Regions from separate parts of the Homo sapiens genome. Here region 2 is linked to region 1. The links are chromatin loops, found by intact Hi-C in ENCODE. Cell type or tissue: heart right ventricle. All regions are shown on one strand.

The links. Hi-C counts contacts between places; a loop is a spot of excess contacts. Peaks named below come from ENCODE experiments on the same cell type or tissue, not always from the same donor. Only the 100,000 strongest peaks of a DNase experiment are listed, where the experiment ranks them.
Region 2: it touches region 1 in a loop (5-fold over the local background); 40 of 110 quality-filtered maps call a loop at or near these places.

The regions. Positions count from the first base shown.
Region 1 is chr9:121,373,408-121,381,407 of GRCh38, reverse strand. It overlaps LOC102723324 (a long non-coding RNA gene), which reads right to left. Exons shown (of 7, transcript NR_187160.1): 2 at 6,083-6,177. Among named protein-coding and RNA genes, the nearest start is that of STOM, 7.2 kb to the right of the region's middle. In heart right ventricle, a CTCF peak has its summit at 4,998 (motif pointing right); no DNase peak of the experiment used is centred here; H3K27ac peaks cover 2,840 bases.
Region 2 is chr9:121,275,154-121,283,153 of GRCh38, reverse strand. It overlaps GSN (gelsolin), which reads right to left. Exons shown (of 18, transcript NM_198252.3): 2 at 1,592-1,684. It overlaps GSN-AS1 (GSN antisense RNA 1), which reads left to right. Exons shown (of 1, transcript NR_103560.1): 1 at 1-2,386. Among named protein-coding and RNA genes, the nearest start is that of GSN-AS1, 6.4 kb to the left of the region's middle. RefSeq lists an enhancer at 481-1,680. In heart right ventricle, a CTCF peak has its summit at 4,264 (motif pointing left); DNase peaks (open chromatin) are centred at 213, 773, 1,373, 4,373 and 2 weaker places; H3K4me3 peaks cover 1,372 bases; H3K27ac peaks cover 7,198 bases.

The sequences.
Region 1 (8,000 bases):
ATTCTTAAAAATCAATTTAAAGTTATGTAAAAAGGATGCCTGATGTGAATTCATTCAAGAGTGAAACAGATTGAAGTCTGGGTGGCTTACTGATAGCATGCTTTTTAAAAAAATCAACTTTATTTTTTAGAGCAGTTTTAAGTTCACAGCAAAATAGAGCAGAAAGTGCAGAGAATTTTCTTTTATGACTTTTGCTCCCACACACACATACATACACATACATACACACACACACACACACACAGCCTCCCCACAATTAACACCTCTTGCCTTTGTTACAATCAACTAGCCTATATTGACATTTTATTATCATCCAAAGTCCATGGTTTACATTAGAGTTCACTTTTGGTGTTGTACATTCTATGGGTTTTGACAAACACATAAGTACATTCATTCACCATTATAGTACCATATAGAATAGTTTCACTGCCCTAAAAATTCCCTACATTCTTCACAGTTTTTCCTCCCTCCCTCCAATCTCTCACAACCATTGACCTTTCTACTGTCTCCATAGTTTTGTCTTTTCCAGAATGTCATATGGTTGAAGTCATATAGTATATAGCTTTTTCAGATTGGCTCATTTCACTTAGCAATGTGCATTTAAGATTTCTCTATGTCTTTTCACAGCTTGATGGCTTCTTTTTCTTTTCCTTTTTTTTTTTTTTTTTTTTGAGACAGGGTCTCACTCTGTGCCCAGGCTGGAATGCAGTGGCACAAACATGGCTCACTACAGCCTCTCCTTTCCGGGCTCAAGCAATCCTCCTCTCTCAGTCCCCCCAAGTAGCTGGGACTACAGGCACATGCCACCACGTTTGGCTAATTTTTGTATTTTTTGTAGAGATGGGTTTTTGCCATGTTGGCCAGGGTGGTCTCGAACTCTTGGGCACAAGTGATCCATCCACCTCGGCCTCTCAAACTGCTGGGATTATAGGCGTGAGCCACTGCACCCAGCTGATAGCTTATTTCTTTTTAGCACTGAAAAATATTCCATTGTCTGGATGTACTACAGTTTATTCATCCATTCACCTACTAAGAGACAATTTGGTTGCCTCCAATTTTTGACAATTATGAATAAAGCTGCTATAAACATCTGCATGCAGGTTTTATGTGGACATAACTTTTCAACTCATCTGAGTAAATACCAAGGCTCATGATTACTGGATTGTATGGCAAAAGTGTGTTTAGTTTTTTTAAGAAATTGACAAACTATTTTCAACAGTGGCTGGGTGTTTAGTTTTTTAAGAAATTATCAAATTGTTTTCTACATGGCTGGGGTTTGGGCCATACTCCTGAAAGATACAATTGCAAATGCTGTAATATCAAATGTTGAAATCCCAAAAGATCAAAATCCCTAAAGTCTAAAATCCCAAAAATCCTGATCCTGATAGACCAAAATCACAATATAATTCTGGAAAGATAATTAAAAAACAATTTTTTAAAGACATTTACTTACATTTGTAAAGGAGGTTTGTTTGAGAAACATAAAAACACAACCGAACACTTCATAGGCATTTGAGATTATGGCATTTGGGATTTTGTCTTTCGGATTATGATTGGCACTGTGTAACGGCTCTACCATTATGCATTCCCACCAGCAATGAATGAAGAGTTCTTGCTGCACCAGCATTTGGCATTTGATGTTGTTAATGTTTTGCATTTGAGCCATTCTAATATGTATGTAGTGGTATCTCGTTTTAATTTGCAATTTGCTAATGGCATACAATGTCGACAATTTCATATGCTTATTTGCTATCTGTATGTCTTCTTTGGTGAGTTTTTAGAGTACTTTGGACCCCAGTCCTTTATCAAATGTATTTTGCAAATGTTTTCTCCCAGTCTGTGGCTTGTCATTTCATTCTCTTGACAGTGCTTTCACAGATTAAACGTTTTTAATTTAATGAAGTACAACTTATCAATTATTTCTTTCATGGATCATGCCTTTGGTGTTGGATCTAAAATATTCACCTCAAACCCAAGGTCATCTAGATTTTCTTCTGTTATCTTCTAGGAGTTTCATAGTTTAGCATTTTACATTTCAGTCTATAATCCATTTTGAGCTGATTTTTGTGAAGTTTAAGATCTGTGTCTAGATTCATCTTTTTGCATGTGAACATCCCCTTGTTCAGCACCATTTGTTGAAAACTTATCTTTTCTCCATTGTATTCCCTTTGCTCCTTTATAAAAAAAATCAGTTGATAGTATTTGTATGGGTCTATACCTGTGCTCTCTATTCTGTTCCATTGATCTATTTTTCTATTATTTTGCAAATACCATACTGTCCTTATTACTGTAGCTTTATAGTAAGTCTTGAAGTCAGGTAGTGACAGTCCTCCAACTTTGTGCTTCTTCAATATTATGTTTGCTATACTAGGTCTTTTGCCTGTCCTTATAAACTTAAGAATCTGTTAATAGGCCGGGCACAGTGGCTCACGCCTGCAATCCCAGCACTTTGGGAGGCCGAGGCGGGGGGATCACGAGGTCAGGAGATTGAGACCATCCCGGTGAACAGGGTGAAACCCCATCTCTACTATAAATACAAAAAATTAGCCGGGCGTGGTGGCGGGCGCCTGTAGTCCCAGCTACTCGGGAAGCTGAGGCAGGAGAATGGTGTGAACCTGGGAGGCGGAGCTTGCAGTGAGCCGAGATCGCCCCACTGCACTCCAGCCTGGGCAACACAGTGAGACTCCGTTTCAGGAAAAAAAAAAAAAAAAAAAAAGATTCTGTTAATATCCAGGAAATTATTTTCTGGGATTTTGGTTTGGTCTGCCTTGGATCTATACATCAAGTTGGGAAGAAGTGATGTCTTGGTAATATTGAGTCTTCCTATCCATAAACATGGAATCTCTCTCCTTTATTTAGCTTTTTATATGTTCATCAGAGTTTTATAACTTCCCTTATAAAGGTCTTACATATTTTTGTTAGTTTTATGCCTAAGTATTTAAGTTGGGGGTATTATTGTAAATGGGATTTTGGTTTTAATTTCAAATCTCATTTGTTTGTTGCTGGCATATAGGAAAGCAATTAACTTTTGTATATCAACCTATTTTTGCCACCTTGTTATCATTGCTTATTAGCTCCAGGAGGGTTTTTTTGGTCAATTCTTTCAGATTTTCTACATAGATAATCATGTCATCTGCAAACAAAGGCAGTTCTATTTTCTTCTTCCCAATCTGTATACTTTTTACTTCTTTTTCTTGTCTTATTGCATTAGCTAGGACTTCCAATAAATATGATGTTGAAAAGGGTTGGTCAAAGGAGACGTCCTTGCCTTGCTCCTGATCTTAGTGGGAAAGCTTCAATTTCTTACCATTAAGTACGATGTTAGCTGAAAGATTTTTGCATATGTTCTTTATCAAGTTGAGTAAGTTCCCCTCTATTACTAGTTTGCTGAGAGTTCTGATCATGAATGAGAGCTGGTTTTTGTCAGATGCTTTTTCTGCATCTATTGATATGATCATGTGATTTTTCTTCTTTAGCCTGTTGATATGACAGATTACATTAATTGATTTTCAAATGGTGAACCAGATTTGCATTATTAGAATAAACTGCACTTGGTCATAATGCATAATTATCTTTATACATCATTGGATTGGATTTGCTAATATTTTGTTGAGGACTTTTGCATCTATGTTCATAAGCCATATTTGTCTGTAGTTTTCTTTTTTTCTAATGTCTCTGTCTGATTTTGGTATTAGATATTAGAGTAATTATGGCCTCATAAAATGAGTTAGGAAATGTTTCCTCTGCTTCTGTCTTCTGAAAGATTATAGAGCATTGGTACAATATTTTTCTTAAATATTTGGTAGGATTTGCCAATGAGCCCATCTGGACTTGGTGCTTTCTGTTCTAGAAATTATCATTATTAATTCAATTATTTAATATATATAAGCCTATTTAGATTGTCCATTATATAATATTTTGATAAGTCCAATATGTTCATTCCACTCCCATTGTTAAGCTCTTTGAGCAGCTTCATAGTTATCTTTTAAGTTTAGGCTATGCCTTTTAATCCACTGTCATTTTTCAACACCACTGCCTGCACTGTTACTACTTACATTTACCCAAAAGTGTCAAGCTCTGACACACGCCTATGAATTTACAAGGACCTTTCTGTATTCCTGAAGCATCCTATTGTAAGCCATGTTTATCCTACTAAACTCCTGTTTCCCTGGAAGTCTTTCCTGATGTCTCCAAGCAGTCAAGCTGCCCCATTCAACTTGTACAAGAGAAAAACAAAAATTATGTTTTAAAACTACAAAGAGGAAAGTCCAAACTTTTAAATAGTTATTTAAATTTTTCAATTTCATTCAAGATATACAATGAAATAAACTATAATATGCTGATTTGGTTGTGGATTAAGTCCTGTCATTTATAAATTTACTATCTAAGATGGACAGACACATTCTGACACAGCACATCAACAATGATAAAATACTGAACAAAAAGATAACATTTCAATATAAGACAAGGATTAAAATGTACTAAAATTGAAGGGAAACTTCAGTACCCAATTAGGTATATGCTTACATGTGTTCATATCTAAAAAGTGCATCAGGACAAGTTTGTGTCTTTTTGTCTCTTTTTATTTATTCTGAATAATTAGGAGTTCAAATTCAGGAATTACACAGTGTATGTAGGGCAAACAATATCTCCATCACTGACTTGTACCTGACCAAGATCTGTGAAATTTTGGGTAAATGACTAAACTCAGTCTCAGTCTCCTCATGGGATAAAAGTACATCGTAACTGGTGGTGACAGTAAATGATGGTAACGATATTTCTTGAATTATTAAAAGTAATGTCTTATATAGACCGCTCTTTCCTCCCACATATGGTATTTGAAACAATATTTTTTTTTTTACTATGAATCCATAGTGCTCTGTGAGTAAGAACCTAACTGTTAAATAGAGGACCCCTTCTTCAACACAGTTTCCCCTTTATTCATTTTTAAAACTTTAACAAAAGTAGTAGAATATGGTGAACACTAGATGGAGCATCATTCCAAGTAGAATAATCCTTCCTAACCAAGAACTTTTTAGTATAGCTTAAAATTAAATTATGTCTTGTATATTTCAAAATAGCGAAAAGAGAATAATTCAAATGTTTCTAACATAAATAAAAAACAAACAAGGTGATAGATATCCCAATTACACTGATTTGACCTTTACAAATTATACAAATGTATTTAATAATCACATGTGCCCTGAAAATTTATACCTCTATTATATGTCAATTAAAAAGTAAAACTTTCAAAATAATAAGTCATACCTAGAAAAGTAATCACTCATAATTACAGGTCACTGGACACATTTTGCAAGTAAACATAAATGGCTTTGGATATCTCAGGGATGTGGATAGGAGAACACAGACAACACAAAGATGTGGATACACAGTAATCATATGTGATATTATGGGCTGTGTTCCCCCAAAATTCACATGTTGAAGTCCTAACACCATATATCTCAGCATGTGACTATCTTGGGATAAAGGATCTTTAAAGAGGTAATTAAGTTAAAATGAAGTCATTAGGATGGACTCTAATTGAATATGACTGGTATCCTTCTAAGAAGAAGAAATTTGGACACGGACACACAAACAAAAAACAATGTGAAGACACAGGAAGAAGACATTTATCTACAAGTCAAAGACAGAGGCCTGGAACAGATCCTTCCTTCATGGTCCTTAGGAGAAACCAACCCTGCTAACATCTTGTTCTTGCACTTCTAGCCTCTAGAAGTGTAAAAAAAAAAAAAAAAAAAATTTAATTCCTGTTGTTTAAGCTACCCAGTCTGTCATATTTTGTTATGGAAACCCTAGCAAGCTAATGCATATGGAAAGGAATACTAGAATGTGAGATCCACGAGGACAGGAATTTTGGTCTTTTTTGGTCCCTGATGTGGCCCAAACACCTGGAACAATGCCTGGCACATAGTTGGTATGCAATAAATATTTGCTAAGTGAGCTAATAAAAAAGCAGATTAATAAGATTCTTTTCATAGATAACTCCAATAAATAGCACTAATATTACAGTAATGCTTTTTATTTTCATAAGTCCTGAGGATCCGGACTCCCGGTATCTTACCTAGTGCTGTGATGTAATTAGTCTGCTGCCACAGCCCAAGTGTATAAAATCCTCTGGTGAATCTCTTGTGATGATTCAAATCCTGGAGTAATTTCCTGAAAAAGAGAAGAGCTAAGAAGACAAAAACCTTGTTGTAATGCAATAAGTGTGAATTAATACATATTAAAAAAAAACAGATCAAATTTGTTAGTCCCATCCTAGAGAAAATGTCACAGACAGATGTAATTTGATGGTATTGCTGTTCTCTCAAGGTATTTAGTTAGCTGACTTCCATAAAAGCATCGAAAACATCCTGGATTAGCAATTTAAAGGAAAAAAAAAAGACTTTTCTATTGTTCTTATTAAAGCACTGCTATGGACACAGGAAAAAGGCTAATTAAATTTCCTTCTGTCTTATTCAATTACGGATTCATGGTGCATATCTGTCTTTAACCTGATCTCCAAGTCTTAATGTTATCACTATTACCATCAATCAATACTTAATTTGGTACCTTGAATATGCTAGGCAAATAACAGCAAAATAAAACATAAAGGAAATACGGAACGGCCAGGCGTGGTGGCTCACGCCAGTAATCCCAGCACTTTGGGAGGCCAAGGCAGGTGGATCACGAGGTTAGGAGATCGAGACCATCCTGGCTAACACAGTGAAACCCCGTCTCTACTAAAAATACAAAAAATTAGCCAGGCGTGGTGGCAGGTGCCTGTAGTCCCAGCTACTCGGGAGGCTGAGGCCGAAGAATTGCTTGAACCCAGGAGGCAGAGGTTGCAGTGAGTCGAGATCATGCCATTGCACTCCAGCCTGGGTGACAGAGCAACATTCCATCTAAAAAATAAAAAATAAAAATAAAAAATAAAGGAAATATGGAACATCTACTCTGATTTTCAAACTATATATAAGTATCCTTCAAATAACAACTAGAGGAAAAATTCACCAAAATTGTAATAGCAGTTTTGTTAGAGGTGATAAGAAATTCTCTCTTCAAAGTACTCACAATTTTATATGTCTCCATTTAAAAAGCATAATGTTATTTATTTATTTATTTTATTTTATTTTTTGAGATGGAATCTCACTCTGTTGCCTAAGCTGGAGTGCAGTGGCATGATCTCCGCTCACTGCAACCTCCGCCTCCCGGGTTCAAGCAATTCTCCTGCCTCAGCCTCCCAAGTAGCTGGGATTACAAGCATGCGCCACCATGCCCGGCTAATTTTTTGTATTTTCAGTAGAGGCGGGGTTTTACCATGTTGCCCAGGCTGGTCTCAAACTCCTGACCTCAAGTGATCTGCCTACCTCAGCCTCCCAAAGTTCTGGGATACAGGCATGAGCCACTGCGCCTGGCCATAAGGTTCTTTAAAAAAAATCATTCTAACTTCTAATCATTACTGGGAGAAAATTTAAGATTAAAAATCCTCCAAAAGGAGAAAGGGATGTACTAATATTTGTTTTTTTCTAATCTTAAGAGTGAGAAATTGATTTTTAAAGTACATTTAATCAATACATTTATAACAGAATATGCACGAGAAAGCCAGAATACACCAATTTCATGGGCAAGTGAGAGTAAGCATATTTAAATAAAAAATTGGAAACTCTATTCTAAAAGCAGTTTAAAAATCAAGTCAAAGCTTGTTCTTAGTTTAGGGCCAGGAATTAGTTTTAGAACTGATGCAATCTGAAACCAGAGCCAAGAAGTGTTTACCAAAGTCTTTACCCCAAAGGGAGACACTTCTAATTCTCCAGAAGGGACACTACACTGTTAAGATTGTCTTGAGACTTGGGCTTAGGTAACTGATAGGGGTACACATATTAAATTCATTTTGAAATACCATTTTCCTTTCCAACAAAAATGAAACCTAAATCCTTTTTCACAATATGCAATTTGTAATCAAGGCCTCCTCTACCGAAGGGTTTAATTAGTTTCTT
Region 2 (8,000 bases), 98 kb after region 1:
CTAACTAAAAAGAGAAGAGGAAATAAACCAGACAGTGCAGCCTCCCAGAAGCAAAAGGAGGGAGTTTCTGGAACTGCACTAGAGACTGGCACATGGAGTCCTGAGGAAAGAGCACTGGATTGGACATCGAGGAGGTCACTGGGGCCTCCCTGATTGAACCAAGGTTCCGTGGAGGTGGGCACAGGGCTGGTACATTGCAGGGGGCAGAGGAGTAAAGAGGGATGAATAAGCAAAGCTCTCAGGCGACGGTTGCTCAGCTGGGTCTATGCCAGCCTGGCCCTGCAGGGTCTGCGGAAGACAGGGCCCCTGTGTCATAGTCACCAAAAGCATCAACAGAGCATAACATTCTTTTTGTTGACAGATTACATTGAGGCAACTTGGCTTTTGGAGTTATCAGGGCTCAGTCTCAAAGGCAGATGCATCAGAGCCAAGACCCGGCCCTCAAGTCCTCCTATTAGGGCAGCACTAGGGCTACCTCTTTGTCAGCAGAACCTTTGGATAGCCGCTGATGGGGTGAGTCAGCTTTCTGGGCCCGGCAGACCTTTTGGGAATCCCTGGCTTTTGGGGCACAACATCCTGGGGACCACCAAAAAGCCCTTTCACCTGAGCTTTGGGAAAGAGGAACAGCTCCGGCTGTGGGTGGCTCATGTCACCATCTGGAAGCCAGCTGGGCCACAGCAGACGCGTAAGTCCTGTATTCATTCATCCCCTTCTCCTTTTGGCAGAAAAGGGATGGCGTGGGTTGGAGGGGTGTTTTCCTGGGTTCTTGCACAATTGCTCATTAGAAATTCACTTCTGTTTGGGTGTTGGAAGCTGGGCGATTCCCCCTAGTAGTGATCCTTCCTGTCTCACTGGTCACAAAGCCCTTTGGCATCTACAAGCTCGTTGGGTCCACACAGCAGCTTTGTTAGGTGGGTAGGGGGAGACCAAGGCACCCATCCTACAGGTGGAGAAACCGAGGCTGAAGCTGGGAGGTGAGCCAGTCTCCTGGCTTCCAGCCCAGGACTCTGCACTCCTCCCCCCACCTCCCCACCTACTTCAGCAGGTCACCTGTGAATCTGATAGTCAGGTGGGCCCCACCCTGCCAGCTGGCCCCAGCGGGCATGACTCATCCGCTTCCCCATGACTCACACACCTCAGGTGCTCCTCCTCTGGTCAACAAGTCCAGAGACTTGGCAAATGGACCCCCATTTTTCTCACCTCTCCAAAGCCTCTGGGAAGAATTCCTGCACCTCCTCTTTATGGGGACTCTGCTCTTCTACAGAATAGCAACCAAGGCCTTGAGAGGGAAAGCAACTCTCCTAAAGTCACATAGCAAGCAACCAGCACAGCCAGGGTGGGAGCCAGGCATCCGGGCACCGAGCCCAGTCCCGGCCTCCTCCCTACAAGATCACTCTCGCCTGACCTCCCTCTCAAGGACAGGAAAGGAGCAGAGACGCACTCTGAGCCTTATTAGGAAGACCTCAGGGACTCCCACTGAATCCACTGTGGCTACAGCGGCTGCTTCCACCACTGAAGTCCCCTCCAGGCTTCCCTGGGCAGCCAGGGCGGGGTTTAAGAGGACGACAGGTGTCTGTATTGCTCTACCTACCTAACAAGGCTGTGCAGGGTGAAGAGTGCTGCTCCGTGGGAAGGCGCTGGGACCAAGGCCGAAGCACTGGACAAAGAGAGCTATGAGCACTACCTGTAAACAAAGGGCACAGAATGTCAGCCTCAGGGGGAGTTCAAGGTCATCTGGTCAAATCCCCATTTGATGTTTCAACCCCTTTCCTCCCCTCCACCAGGGGTCACACAATCAGTACTTGCACACATCCAGCAACACCGCACTCACTACCTGCCAAGGCTGCAAGACCTGCTGCTGGAGGGTTTGGCTGCGTAAAAGAATTGTCCTAAGGATGCACTAAAATCTCTCTCTTCTTATGCCTTGTACCTGCTGGTATTAGCTCTGCCTCCTTTTGGGTCAGCCAGAACAGGTCTGTCCCCCTCTTTCCTGATGGCTCTTTGGAGATTTGAAGACAGTGATCCTGGGCCCCTCAAGTCTTCTACAAATTGTGCACCCCCTTTCCTCCAGCTCTTCCTGAGACCAGGGTTTCCGGTTCGCTCACCCTGTTCCCTGATCTGCTCCAGATGAAACCTGTCCCTACTGACAGCACAAGACCCAGAATTAGACAATCAGTCAAGCTCTATCCAGGACAGGGCAAGCAGGACTCTCACCTCCTTCATTAGAGATATCATGCTTCTATTAATTGAGCCTAAAATCCCATTTGCATTTAAGGCAGCCCTATTGCATGGCTGAATTCAGTTTACAGTCAACTTCAGAGCTGTACGTTAGTACTCTGAAGTTATATAAACTGGGCCCTCACTTAACTGTGTAACTTGAGCAAGCTACATCACTTCTCGGAGTCTCAGTTGCCTTTGCTGTTCAAAGAGGGATAATATTAGAACCTACCATGAGATAAAACATGTTCAGGGTTTTGCACAAGGCATGTGTTTACTCTAATTATTACCCTGATTATTAATAATTAAATTTCTAAGTCTTTTGCCTGCAAATTGTATCTTTCTCATCCTGCACATGTGCGATTTGGGGACCCACCCTGTTGATATGTCATATTCGCAGCTCTGTACCTCAGCATCAGTCTATTATTGTTCTAATGCACTACTGCTGAGCAAGACTGCATTATCAGTGTCTGGTGATAGGACTTTCTCTCCCTCTAGGCTGTAAGCTCCTTGGAGGCAAGGATTCTGTCTGCTTCACCTCTAAAGCTTCAGCATGGCATGTGCCCTGCAAATGGCAGTGCCAGTGGACATATGCTAGATGAGTGGATGAAGGACCATCCCACATCAGCTCATCGTGGAGTATGCAGCTCAGTCCTCCCGCCTCTCAGGGACAACTTGGATCTTCACCGTTCTTCGCCACTAAGAATTCCAGTCATCTACATTCAGAGGGAAGCTGAGCAAACTGGCTCCTGCCCACACTGGAAAATTTCTCTGCCTAAACCAGCTTCCCTAAGCCGAGGGGAGAGTCCAAGATCCCGAAGATGGCAGGGCCGTGCAGGCTCCTGGGATTAAGACACAAACAAGCCCTGTTCTCAGGCTGACAGTAAATGGTTCAGACAGTCCTGATGACTTGTGCATTGTGACTGACACGGGACACAGCCACGGAAGTGGAGTCACGGTACCCAAAACCAGAGAGGTCAGAGGCCAGACACTTATCTGGGCTGCAGGACCTGGTGCCCACCTCTGTGGGTCTTTCTCAAAGACTATGGCAGAAACTTCCTGGTTCCAAGGGACAGACCAAAGCAGAGTTGGGTTCTGTTGTTTCTGCAAATGACTAATGACCTCCCGCACTCTGTCAACTCTGTGTGAGGATGAGCCTTTCGAATCCAGCCCCCCTTCTTTCTACACACCCCAAATTGCACTCTCATCCTCAGATGCACATGGTGGTGCTGCATTTGTTCCCAAGTACAATGTGCTCCTCCCCTACTGCACCTCATCTCGGCAAACAGCACTACCATCCACCATCCACCATCCACCCGGTGGACCAGTCCAGACACCAGGCCCTCACCCTCCTCAACACACCACTCACCCCTTTTGCTCTGTCACTCTCCCCTCCAGTGTATCACCATGTCTTGCTAGTTCAACCCCTGACTGCATCCAGAGTGTCCCCCCTTCTCCCCACCCCAATGCCAACATCTGGGTCCATAGCCCCATCACCTCTTGCCTGCATGACTGCAGAACCTTCCTAACTGATCCTCCTGCAACCTCTCCCTCCTACAATGCATCCTCCTTAGAGCAAGCCCAGACCATGCCACTCCTCTGCCCAGACCTACCATGGCTCCACTATGGCCCCAGATAAAGTCCAAGATCCTTAACAAATCTCTCCACATTCTTCATGACCTGTCCCCTTCAACTCCTTGAGCCTTGGCCCTCATGGCTTCCTGTCTTCCACTATACCCCACCAGGCTCCAGCCAGATGCAATGGCACTCTGTTCCTGAGTCCTCCGTGTAGTCTCCGTACAGACCTCCACACCCCCTAATCTGCCCGGTCACACTCTACTGTAATAGTCTATTTGCAAGTCAGCCTCCCCAATTGCTCCCATGTATCCCAGAGCCTGGCCTAGGGCTGGGACCACCGCAGCTCAAGATTTACCAAAGTAAGAAACTATGACTCCCATGCGTGCACACGTGTGTAACACATACGTGCACGTGCACACACACATTCACAGAGCCGGCAAAGAGTGCAGATGCTGCCATCTATGGGCAAGAAAAGCATTACACTCTCCCTGAGATTCAGACACACCCCAGGAGCTGAGTTTTCAAACTCAGCCAGGTTTAGAATTAGCCCCAGCTAACTCCAAGTTGGTCTGTTTTCCATTTTGGACCTTAAGGCTGCAGCAGCTTAAAAACAAGGTCAGCAAAACCACTGATTCTAGTCCACCACCCACACACTCCAGATGGAGCCATAAAGAGAAGGGTTTCATTCCAGCACTCACAATCCCAGCCTGGGGCTCTCACTACGTGCCTGTTTGCTGAATCACATCCTAGGACATAGGAACAGAAGACGCCTTCTAATAGTCTCAGCTGTGGAAAGGCCAGTCTTTGGGGAGAGAGCTCGCCCGATGAAAGTCTGCAAGCCACCATGGAACCCTGTCTGTCTAGCTGGCTAAAAAGGAGCTTTCTGCTCTGGAGGTGGGATGGGGGGATACTGGAGCAGAGTATTTTTCTCTCCTAAAAGACTGCTCCCAGTTCATTGGGAGGGCCTTCAGACCTGATGGGAGTAACATGATATCTGTCCATTAATGCCATAAGCGTTCAAATGGCCACCCCTAATAACAATAGTTATCATTTTCTGTGCACCTTCCAAGCGTTAAACTCTACAGGCATGTCTCATCATTGCAATAACTCTACCAGGCAGCAATCTTTGTCCTCATTTTGTGAAGCTAGGACACAAGCTCAGAGAGGTGAAGTAATGTGCTCAGGGTCACACAGCTAAGATGTCTGGGCAGTTCCCACCAACGCAGGCTGCCTCCCCTACGTCTTGACCTCACTATATTTCAAAGCTATAAGGCTGGGCCTCTTGCTGACTAGAAAAAAAAAAAAAAGAACATGCAAATCTTTGGGTACTCTAGATCATGGGTCAGCAAACTTTTTCTGTAAAAGGGCCAGACCGTAAATATTTTAGGCTCCATAGGCTACACACCCTCTCTGTTGCATATTCTTCCTTGTTTGTTTGTTATTGTTGTTTTTTAACAACACTTTAAAACTATAAAACCATTCTTAGCTCAGAGGCATACAAAAACAGACTGGGGCCTCCCCAGGACTGTAGTTTGCATCCATAAATACAGAAAGAATGTTTATAATCTCAAGTATAAAAACTTCTGGTGAAAGGGTTGATCAAATGCTAGCTGTATTTCTCCCCCTTCCAATGGCTTTCTACTGAGTCACTCTCTTTCCTAAAGAAGAACCTACTTTGCTACATAATTAAGCAGCAAAGTATTTTAAGGGCTGTTCAGATTCTAGAAACTCATAGCTGCAGATAAAATAGACAGATAAGTCAGATGTCAAAGACAAGACATTAAAAGATCTGGGCTCCAGGCTAGACCCTATTACTGTCACTGGGTCTTTAGCCCTGAACAAGGGACTTGCCTCTTAAGTCCCTTATCTCATAAGTATTGATTCTACACTAATAACAGATTGTTTTCAAATCTTGCAACTGAAAGTGTGATCCCTGGACCAGCTACATCAGCATCACTAGAAATGCAGAGCCTCAGGCCCCACCCCAGACTTGTGGAACCAGAATCTGCATTTTAACAAAAGCCCCAGGCGATCTTAGAATGCTCTAGAACATCTTTTTTGTCCAGCTGAAACACAGTTCATAAAATCTTTGTTAGCAATGAGGAGAGAAAGGGTCTAAAGACATCTTTCATGATGTCATGGTATTAAGTCTCTGACCTAACACATGTACCAGTGATTTCATAAAGCATTCCACTCTAGGACCAATTGACAGACCAAGATCTACCACTGGATCTTAAAATAAAACCTTAACCAGGTAGAAAGGAGACCTAGGGGAACAGGAAAATGTGTATTCCCCATATTATGGAGGGGTGGGGGCAGGGAATAGGTTAGAGAGAGAAATGACTTACCCAAGACCACACAACCAAGACAAACTAGGCGTATGACCACCACCAGGTTTCTTTCTTTCTTTTTTTTTTATTATACTTTAAGTTCTAGGGTACATGTGCACAACCTGCAGGTTTGTTACATATGTATACATGTGCCATGTTGGTGTGCTGCACTCATTAACTCGTCATTTACATTAGGTATATCTCCTAATACTATCCCTCCCCCCTCCTCCCACCCCACTACAGGACCCGACCACCACCAGGTTTCTTAATCTTCCTTAGTCAGGCCTTAGGTTTCATGAGAACTGAAATCATTTTGGTTTGGTAGAGCAGCAATCAGAGGGCTTGCTGTTGGCTTTGGGAAATTCACTTGCTCTCTCAGGGCACAAGTATCTGTAGCCATGAAGTGAGAGGGTAGAGCCAGGCGATTCCTAAAGCCCTGCTATAAAAGTCATGGTTTGGAAAGTTTTGAGATGAGGAGGCAGTCGGGGGGGTGCGCTATGCCAAGGGTCACCACAGTCACACCAAAGTCTCTGGGGGATGGGATCACAGAGCCAAGTCATTCGGTCCTTTGTGAGGAGGCTGAGGAGGGACCTGGCGTGGGCTCTAGCCATGCATCCCCTTGGGGCCACCTCAGCTGGTCACCACAGGCTGGCACGGATGCTAAGGATGTAGCCCATTTTACAGATGAGGAAAATAGGTCCTTGAGAGGGGCTAGGGCTTCTTACCAAAGCAAGGAATTCTTCCCTTCAACTGACAACAGTGCAAGGGTAGCCTGTATTAAGAAAACCTAACACATGAACACACAGATGTGTGCAAATGGTTGATTTGGGAATAATCAGGCTCTTTATAAATAGTGCATTATATTTTACCAACAGATTTGTTACAAAAAGGATTCATTCAGGGCTTTGATGGCAAGGCTCCCAATGCAATGCTTCTCACACTTGAATTCGCACACGAATTCCATGGGGATCTTGTGAAAATCCAGATTTGGATTCAGTAGACCCAAGGTGGGTAGGGTTGCCAGATAAAACATGAGATGCCCAGTTAAATCTAAATGTCAGAAAGACAATAAGATGTCTTGGTATAATTATGCCCCAAACATTCCAAGGGCCATACTCATGCTTAACTGGCACACTGTTTTTTATTTGCTAAATAAGGCAACCCTAAAGATGGAGTCTGAAATCCCACATTTCTGAAAAGCTCAAAGATGAAGCCTTAGTGCATTTAAAATGCAATTTAAATCTATGAAAACTATATTTTATGCAACCATGAATTTTATGGTCTCTTTTTTAAGACCACTGAACAGTCTAGGCAGGCATCTCCCACCTTCTAAAAGAGCATAGAAAGAATTCTGGCTGCCACTGGAACTGGGAACTTGCCTTCCAAGAGAAACAGGTACTGTGGTGGGAGGGGAGGTGGGAGGGGGATGGATACAGGCTAGCCCACAAAAGCCTGTTTTACCTCCGTTCTGAACGATACAGTTCCTTTGGACTACCAGTTCCTGAAGTGAAGCTCAGGACACCAAGAAACATGGCCGTTTCTTCTCTGAGTCCATGAAATGGGAAGGATCTGTCCCTACCTGCTTCCTTTCCAGGGCTCTTTGGAGTCAGATGAGATAATACAAATTCCCAGCATCCACATGATTGCACTGGCCAAGCATTGTGTTAGGTACTTTGTAGAATTCTGTGAAGTGGGTATTGAAGCCCTAACTGTATAGCTGAGAAAAATGAAACTCAGTGAGGTGATGTCCTCAAGGTCTTAGGGCAAGTGCAAAACATAAACCAGAAGGAGAACCAAGTTCTCTCCACTTCTTCGGCCTGGGATCTTAACTTGTTATGCTTTATTGCTGCTGAATTGTGCAAGTGTATTTGCCAA